Regions from separate parts of the Homo sapiens genome. Here region 2 is linked to region 1. Evidence: chromatin contacts called from ENCODE Hi-C or POLR2A ChIA-PET data. All regions are on one chromosome and are shown on one strand. The core of a region is the stretch at or near the end of the contact, and the rest is flanking DNA. Distances in the headings are between cores, read along the strand shown.

The links. Hi-C counts contacts between places; a loop is a spot of excess contacts on that map. ChIA-PET counts read pairs that join two places held with the same protein, here RNA polymerase II (POLR2A). Pooled maps may share reads with other maps.
Region 2: a loop to region 1 is called in a pooled map, with 9 times the contacts of the local background. The contact joins the promoter of CDC42BPA here to the promoter of H3-3A-DT in region 1. A Hi-C loop is called at or near these places in 6 of 50 pooled maps. POLR2A ChIA-PET finds 5 or more read pairs at or near these places in 2 of 52 experiments (MCF 10A and Panc1).

The regions. Positions count from the first base shown.
Region 1 is chr1:226,060,276-226,064,365 of GRCh38, forward strand. H3-3A-DT (H3-3A divergent transcript) reads right to left here and starts at 2,220. Exons shown (of 2, transcript NR_185887.1): 1 at 715-2,220. H3-3A (H3.3 histone A) reads left to right here and starts at 2,441. Exons shown (of 4, transcript NM_002107.7): 1 at 2,441-2,536; 2 at 4,054-4,090. The coding sequence starts at 4,077. RefSeq lists silencers at 1,560-2,409, 1,996-2,161, 2,780-2,849 and an enhancer at 4,043-4,090.
Region 2 is chr1:227,316,137-227,320,226 of GRCh38, forward strand. It overlaps CDC42BPA (CDC42 binding protein kinase alpha), which reads right to left and starts at 2,356. Exons shown (of 37, transcript NM_001394014.1): 1 at 869-2,356. The coding sequence starts at 1,046. It overlaps LOC124904531 (a long non-coding RNA gene), which reads left to right and starts at 2,456. Exons shown (of 2, transcript XR_007066911.1): 1 at 2,456-2,862; 2 at 2,978-3,925.

The DNA.
Region 1 (4,090 bases), core at 970-3,469:
TTATTTTTAGTAGAGACAGGGTTTCTCCAGGTTGGCCAGGTTGGTCTCAAACTCCTGATCTCAAGTGATCCACCCACCTCGGCCTCCCAAAGCGCTGGGATTACAGATGTGAGCCATTGTGCTGGGCCTGAGTTCTAGTAAAGCCAATTCAGGACTGACCCGTAGGGCCCTGTGAGAATCCCTTCTTGCTCTGGCACCTCTCCTTCCCCATTATCTAGACTCTACAGTTCACCTCTCTCATTAGCTATAGTTTTTGCCAATCTTGGGGCTCCAAAGTCCCTCTTTCTTTACCCCCTCCTGGTGCTACTTCCCTGTGCAAAGCAGTGCTTCCAGAGATCATAAGCCCCATGAGGGCAGGAACACTGCTTGTGTTATTCACTGCTGCATTCCCAGCACCCCTGAATTGTGCTGAGCAGAGTTGGCACTCAATAAATATTCATTCAGTGAGAAAACTTCCTGAAGCCACTAGGAGGGTAACCAGTCACCTCTCCAGGTGCTTAAATACTTGAACCTACTAGAAAGAATTTGTGGCCTAACTTCATAGAGATAAATATTATTATTCCCATTTCACAAATGGACAGACAGCTGAGTTAGTTCAAATCATCTAAGATCATAATTACTCTACCTAAAATGGTCTGACCCTTGGTTAGAAATATTTTTTAAAGCCAAGAAGTAGAAGCTATTGAAAAATCCAGCATACAAAGAAAACATTACCCATGTCATTTAACATTTCTTGAAGATATGATGCATTTAACTAATGCAGAACAGCCTTCCTGGATAAATCCAACAATAAATATTTCGGTTTCCTGAAAACAAAACAAAAAACAAGCAAAATAACTCATCTTGGCTTGAATTATAGGAAATTCTTTGCTGGCAGCTCGGTCCAAGCTGATTGCATATGTGCTTTTAGGATAGGATTAGAGATTGCATGTGTTCTGCACAGCAACCATGGACACTTAACATTCATGAAATAATAATGAAACGGGAGGCCTGGATTTTTGTCTGTTTGTTTCTCCTAGGTCTCTTCCTCACTTAAGTGACCTTGGACAAATCCATTTCTTCCCTCGTATCTGATTTCCATGTATCTGTTTCGGGATAATGTTTATCACTAAGCCGCTTTGTGAGATCTTCAGATTACAAATAATTACTGCCCTTCATTTATGAAATTTTCCTCCTTCACTACCCTACGGGATATTTGCATGACCCTTCCATTGAAAACCTTTACACACAGTTGTGAAGCGTCAATACCATCTAGGGACGGTTCAGAGGTTCCAAAGCCAATCAACTGACAAGTCGTGAGGATAACTTGGGCCATGAAAAGTCCGTTTCCTATGCTACTGAGAATTGGAAAACAGGTATATGTACTAATTCCCAAACCACGTTTGCCTTCTTTCTGCCGTTTTCAGCCTCTTCTAAACTATGCAGAAGCTGCGGACATTTGACTATCTATATTCGGCAATTCCTTTCCAAAGCAATCCTACCGAAAACAGATCACACGGCCCCCACGGGCGGGCAGGACAAGCCACCAGGCCCTGGTGCAGGAGCTGCGCGCTCCACACATTGTTTAGAGGCCGACGCGACACAGCCATCTTGCGTCGGGGGCCCGGGCCCGGGAGGAGAGCGAGCCCCGTCCCCTGATCCCGGAGGCCAACACCGGCGAGGGGCTGCCCTGCACGCAGGCGGCCGGCCCAGGAGTCTTAGCGGATCAAGTTGTCTACGGCGGACTCGGGCCGGTCCCGCAGGACCCGGCCGCACTTGGCCGAGCGCGCAGGCGGGAAGGAGGCCGTCGGTCCGCCCCTCCCGCTGCCGCAGCGGCCAGGTCCGACAGCGGGCGCGGGACGCTGGATTCCTATTTGCCAGCTTCCTGCTGGGGAGCGTTTTCCAATGGGGCGCGGCGACCCGGCCGACCGCGTCCTCCTCCCCCACTGCCGCCCGGGTCTCCTCGGGGGCGCGCGCCGGGGCCCGCGCGGGGGCAGCCCCTCCCTCCCCTCCCCGCCGCGGCCCGAGACGCCCGCAGGCCGGGCGTTCACCCGCCGCGCCTCCGCCCGCCTTCCCCTCCCCCCACTTCCCTCCGGGCGCCCCAAACCCGGGCTTCGGGGGTTCGACGCCGTGCGCACACGGAGCGGGATGGGAGTGCAGGGCCGGGGGCGGGGGCTGGCCGGGTGCGGGCGGCAGTCTCGGCGGGAGCCGGCGGCCCCTCAGCGTGTCTTTTGTGTTTGTACACACACGGCGCGAGGCGGCCTGGAGGAGGGAGCGGGCGGCGCGCGGGGGAGGGGCGAGCGCGCGCCAGCGAACGGGCGCGCGGGGGGAAGGGCGGGGGCGGGGCGCGAGAGGAGCTATGGGGGCGGGGCCGAGCCTTCCCTCCATTGTGTGTGATTGGCTGGCGCGCGGCGCGGGGGCGGGGCGGCGTGTGTTGGGGGATAGCCTCGGTGTCAGCCATCTTTCAATTGTGTTCGCAGCCGCCGCCGCGCCGCCGTCGCTCTCCAACGCCAGCGCCGCCTCTCGCTCGCCGAGCTCCAGCCGAAGGAGAAGGGGGGTAAGTTTCCCCGTCTGCCCGCTTCCCCGGAACCGAGCCCCGCTTGCCGTCAGCCCCGAGCCGGGCCCTGGCGGTGCCGGGAGGGGACCCATAGCCCCTCCGGCTTAGCCCACAAACTTTTTGGCCCAGAAATGGAGGTGAGGAGCGAGTTTCCCTGTTCCCTCTGGCGGCGGCGGCTCCCCCGTCTCTCGCCGCCTCAGCCCAACAGCAGCAACCGCCGCGGCGCCGAGCCTGCTCTCCCTCCTCCTCCCCGCGCCCCTGGCTCCTCTTTCTTCGGTGAAATCCCGCCCGCCGCCCCTTCCCCGGACCCCAAACCTTCACCATGACCCGCGCGGGCCTCTTAACTACCGCCCCCGGGCCCCAGCCCCCAGTTTTCGAGCGGGAAAGGGGTGGAAATCGCCGCCGCTTCGCACCCTGGGGTAACTCGCTTTTTGCTGCCTCCCCACAGTTGTTGCTAAGCTTCACCATCTTGTCTCTCTTCTCTGGTCACCGACCATATTTTTTCCCCCGTTTCTCTCTTCCCCATTTCAAAAAAGCAAGAATTTTTAAAAGAGGGACGTTTTTTTCCCTTTTTTGGAGAGGCGGAAACTTGATGCATTTGAAATGCAAAAAAAACTTTTGCATTTTGGAGGGCGGCACGTGGCAGGGGATAGGGGTATTTTCGAGCGATTTGGTGTTTTGTCTCTTTGGAACGGAATCGGATACGTTTTGCGATTGTTTCCATTTTGTTCTGGTCGGGGAGCCGAGTTGGTTCCTGCTCGAGGCGCTGGGAGCGAGGCGGGCAGGTTGGGGGACCCTGTGCCGAGGGACCCGAAGGAGGCAAAACCAAAAGTTTATGTGGTGCTTGGGGTGGACCGGTCGGCGGATGTCGTGCGTTAATTAAAGCCTGGGTGCGGGGCACTTTTTATTTCACTGCGAAGCCTGTGAGGACTGGACGCGAGGACGGGGCTTTGTAGAATGCTCGCTGGTGGTAGCTGTTGTTCCTCTCTTGTTTTTTCGAGACGCCTTTTTGTCAACATAACTGTAAAGATGCAAAACCAAGAATATTTTCAGATATTTACAGCAATCCATCAACAGTCAGACGAAGGGGGGGCAGCCAAAGTGGGGGGGAGTAAGACCTTTTTTTTGCTGTAATTTGACTCGACCTTCCAGTGGTTTGTGCCTTTTTTCTTTTGACTTGTTTGTGGATGGAATGTTTACAGACATTTCTAATTACTGCTTTAATTAAATAAATTGGATCAAAGGCCGTTCGAGGTATTTTTGTTTTGCCGTTTGTCGCTCAGAATTGGCATTTTGAGAGGTGATTGATACTGCTAACAATTTTCTAGTACTCTAGTTTGTTTCAAGAAGAGATTTTGGGTAGACGTAATCTTCACCCTTTCAAATTATATAACAATACGAACATTATTTTTTATACTGATCATAATTTCCAGATTTGGGGAGGGGGTGATCGTGGCAGGAAAAGTTGTATGTTTGGTAGTTGCATATGGTGATTTTTGATTTTTCAATGCTGGTAGGTAAGTAAGGAGGTCTCTGTACCATGGCTCGTACAAA
Region 2 (4,090 bases), core at 1,106-3,605, 1.3 Mb after region 1:
CTACAGACAGATCTGGGTGACGATGCGTGCTTATTGCAACAGTGAACTTCTGGACCTTAGAATGTGCCCTGTATGTAACAGCAGACGCTGAAGAACTTGAGCCAAGCCTTCAAGCTTGAAGGTCATGGAGCGTTTGCTCACATCATTGATCTATTCCACTACAGTAGGTCTTCTAAATCACATCTATATTTAGAAGAATGAAGCCAAAAACCTAACCAGTTTAGATTTAAATTAACTTTCGAGTAAAATCTAACTCTCAAGTGGAAGCTGCCCCCAAACATTCTCTAACTACTATCACAAGATTTTTAAACTATGTCATTTAATCTTACAAACATAATTTTTGGAAAGTCCATGTTTAGCAGTTTCCTTTCCTTGTACTATGTAGAGATGAAATAAAACCCACTGATCACCACCTTCAGCTTTCTGTTGACCTAAGGCAAACACAGATATTTTAATATCTCCTCCTATTTTGAGAATAATTTCCATAGTCTGAATGTTTCCACCAATAAATACCTTTCAAATGAAGGACTATTATAGTGCCATGTATTAGGCAACTGTAACCAATAATCCACTTTTGCCCATCACAGAATTGATTTAAAATCTCTTACTGTTGACCTAAAAACATAAGTTCTTCATAGCCAAGTTCCACATTAGCTAGGCCTTAAATCAAGGCAACAATTGAGCAGCACAATTCTACTCCTGGGAAAATATTTACCAAAAACTAGCGGAAAATCTTGAATAACTAGTGTCTGTTTTTTTATTGTATTTTTTCTTTGAACGGAGTAGAGTTTACTCATAACTCTCTATACCAATTAAATCATAATGACCAGCTAAAGATTAACAGTTTCTTTAAAAATTACAAACTTACCCCATTCTAGGTATTCGAGAATGTTCTTCTCTCTTCTCAATGGAGAATTATTGCATTCATCATAAAGGCAGATGAGTATATCCAGTAATGTCTCCACACTGAAGCACTGCCCATTGGTCTGAGCGGGCCCGTCCAAAATAAACTGCTCCAACTGCCTCAAACGCACTTCTCCAGACATGTTTGCTTCGATTTCTGCTGGTTTTCCTTTAAATTATTATGATGACTTTTACTATTATCTGAACCTAAATTTTAAAAGGTATGGTTTTAAAAATAAACCACTTGTTATTCAAACAACTGTCATGCAATGCTGGTGCTGAATTAAACATCCAACACACCAGTAACCTCACTTAACTGAAGCGTCTTCAATTTCACCCATATACATATATTTTGAGGGTAAATTACCATAAAATATATACTTAATGCATTTTTAAAAGAATACAATTAAGTCGTATATTTAAATAAAATAATAATTAAAAGTACAACGAACTAGAGAGTCAACACTTCTTTAAAAAAAAAAAAAAAAACTCTTCTCCTTCATTCAAAATTCAACTCGTGCAACGTAATCCTGAAACGAATCCGGTTGCATCATTAATGAATAAAGTCCGATTTGCATCAGCAATTCACTTCCCGGGAAGAAGAAAAACAGAAAAGGGAGGAAAAAAACAGAATGCATAGAAGGGGGAGGGAAAACCAAAAATGTTGCTGCAAATCCTCCCAACCACCACTTGGATAATGCATCAGCGGCAATTTCTCCAGCGGGAAAGGGAGGGGGCGAGGTCCCTGAAGCAGCCCCTCGGCTCGGAGCACGCCAAGTCTTGCCCGGAGGCGGCTTTTCGTTTCTCCTCCCGAGGTCCTTCTTTCTTTAAGGCTTTGCAGTCAGTCCTATTTTCAACGGATTCCGGTGAAAACTCTTCATTTTCCTCCCGGCTTCACCCTAGGGCCTGACCGGCGGCGCGGCCGGGGGTGGAAGGCGGGCTGCGGGCGGCACTGGCACCGGGCTCCGGAGAAGCGGCTACTTGGCCGCCCGAGCCCACTCCATGTCGGTGGTCGCTCGTGGGCCGAGCCGCGCCGCGCCGCGCCGGGCAGAGAGCCCGGTCTCCCCGACACCCGCACCGGGCCGCCGCGCCGGAGGCTCCCGACGCCCCAGGCGGGGGGGTGCTTCTCTGAATTCAAAGGACACAAGCAGCAGCAGCTGCGGCGGCGGCGCGGGCGGCTCTGGCAGCTACTTCTCCCCCTTCTTCACACCCCTGGGCTAAGGGCATCTTTCCACAGCGAGGAGGGAGGCGGCCCGGCGCAGGAGGAGGGGTCGCTTCCGCGGCTGAGGAGACTAGAGGCTGCGGCAGCCCGGCTCCCAACCACTCCCTTCCTCTCCCTTCCAGCCCTCCCCCGCCTTCCCTCTCCTCTCGCGCTCGCGCCCTGGGCTCAGCGAGGCTCCTCCAGTCCCGCCGCACAGAGGCGGAGGCTTGCGGACGAGTCTGGATCCAATATGGCGGCCTGGCCCCCCGGCCCCGGCACACGCGCGCGCACACGCCCTCCACTCCCCGCCCCCGCCCTGCCCGAGCCTCAGCCCCAGCCGGCGGCCAAGCCGGGCGGGGTCCGGCCGGCGCGCCCAGCGGAGGCCCCCAAGGGGGCGCGGGCTCGGGGCCCGAGTGGCTGCGCCAGCCCGAGGGGAGGGGTGTGGACTGCCTAGGCGGCGAGGCTGCGGCTGCCGCAGCGTGGAATGCGGAGCTGCGGGAGGGCTGAGGGAGGCCCGGGCGGCGGTGGCGGAGCATATGGAGGCGGGATGACCGGGCCGCGCCGGGAGCTGCGGCGGGACTGGGCGCAGGCTGGGAACTGCGCCACCGCCGCGCCGTGGCCCCGGCTCCCCGAGGCTTCTGGTGCAGATCGCGAAGGGGGGCTCCTGCTCGTCCTCGGAGACATCACCTGTCTGGCGCGTTTGTTAAGGGCGCCCAGAAGCAGAGGGCTTTAGGCTTCCGACAGAGCTGGAGGAGACGGTGCCTTTCAGCCCCTTACCTGCTCCCCACCGGCCCCCCAGATTCGGTTCGCGCACACTCCAGAGTAATCGTTTCTTAGGTGTCTAATTACAGCACTTCGTGTGTCATTTCCCAGGACAAAAACAATGACAGACTTGTCCGAGCTACCATCGAAGTCTTGGGTCTGCACGCAAAGGATGGAATCCCCCATCTCCATTCCCAAAAGTTTCCCTACGGGAGCCTGGTGTTGTCTCCTCCGGAACTGTCCTCGCGGCTGCCTGTTTTTCCCTAGCCATGGTTACTGCCTGCGGGGGATTCAGCCTGTGAAGGCAGTCAAGGCAGTTCACCACTGTCATCAAACCTACACCCCTGTGTGCATGCGCACACACACTTGTAACCCAGTGGCACAATGCAGGAATTAGGGAAGCAAAGGCAAATCGCTGAATAGCTAGGGCACCTGATCCCTGTAGGGCCCTTCCAGGTTTTTGTGAATCTCGGTTTTAGGAGAGCTCCCTTTATAAAATTCTCATGGAAGATGCCACATTTAAATTAACACCACAAAACTAGGTCATTGCAGTTCTGTTACTTTCTCTCAAAATTGCCATCTCCTTTATGGTCGTTCTCTAAAATACAATTATTTTATATTCCTTCCCCACACCTGTGAGGCGGTTGTGTTTCTATGTTCATGTCCACAATTGCATCTTACATCTTGATAATATGGAAGCTGAGGAAGAATTAGAAATGAGGGCCTAGACGTAAAATGAAGGCTAACAGAAGTCGATTCAAGTTGTGATTCATGAAATAGTGTGAATCTTTTATGAAATCTACAACGTCTACACTTGCCTGGCTTAAGAACAGCATTATTTTCAATGCGGTCTTGACATGAATGATACTTAGATTCAAACAAAAGGTCAGTCATTTCCAGCCATGACATCTTTATATGGGTGTGTGTTGTCTAATTCTAAAAGTAGTAGAAAAGTTTAATCCTAACACAGATAATAAGCAATATTTTGGTGTTTATTATTCAAGTCTTTTTCCTATGCACTTTAACAAAAATGATACATAATAAAAGAGTTTTATAGCCTCTTGCTTGCAATTAGCAATATATTATGGACATTTTTTCAGTTCAACAAACATTCTTCAACAACATGGATTTTAATGGTGAAGCCAATTTTAACAGTTTCATTTGACCATAAGATGCGGTAGCAAAGAAGGAAGCAATTTCTTCTGCTTTTTCAAGTACGGTTAA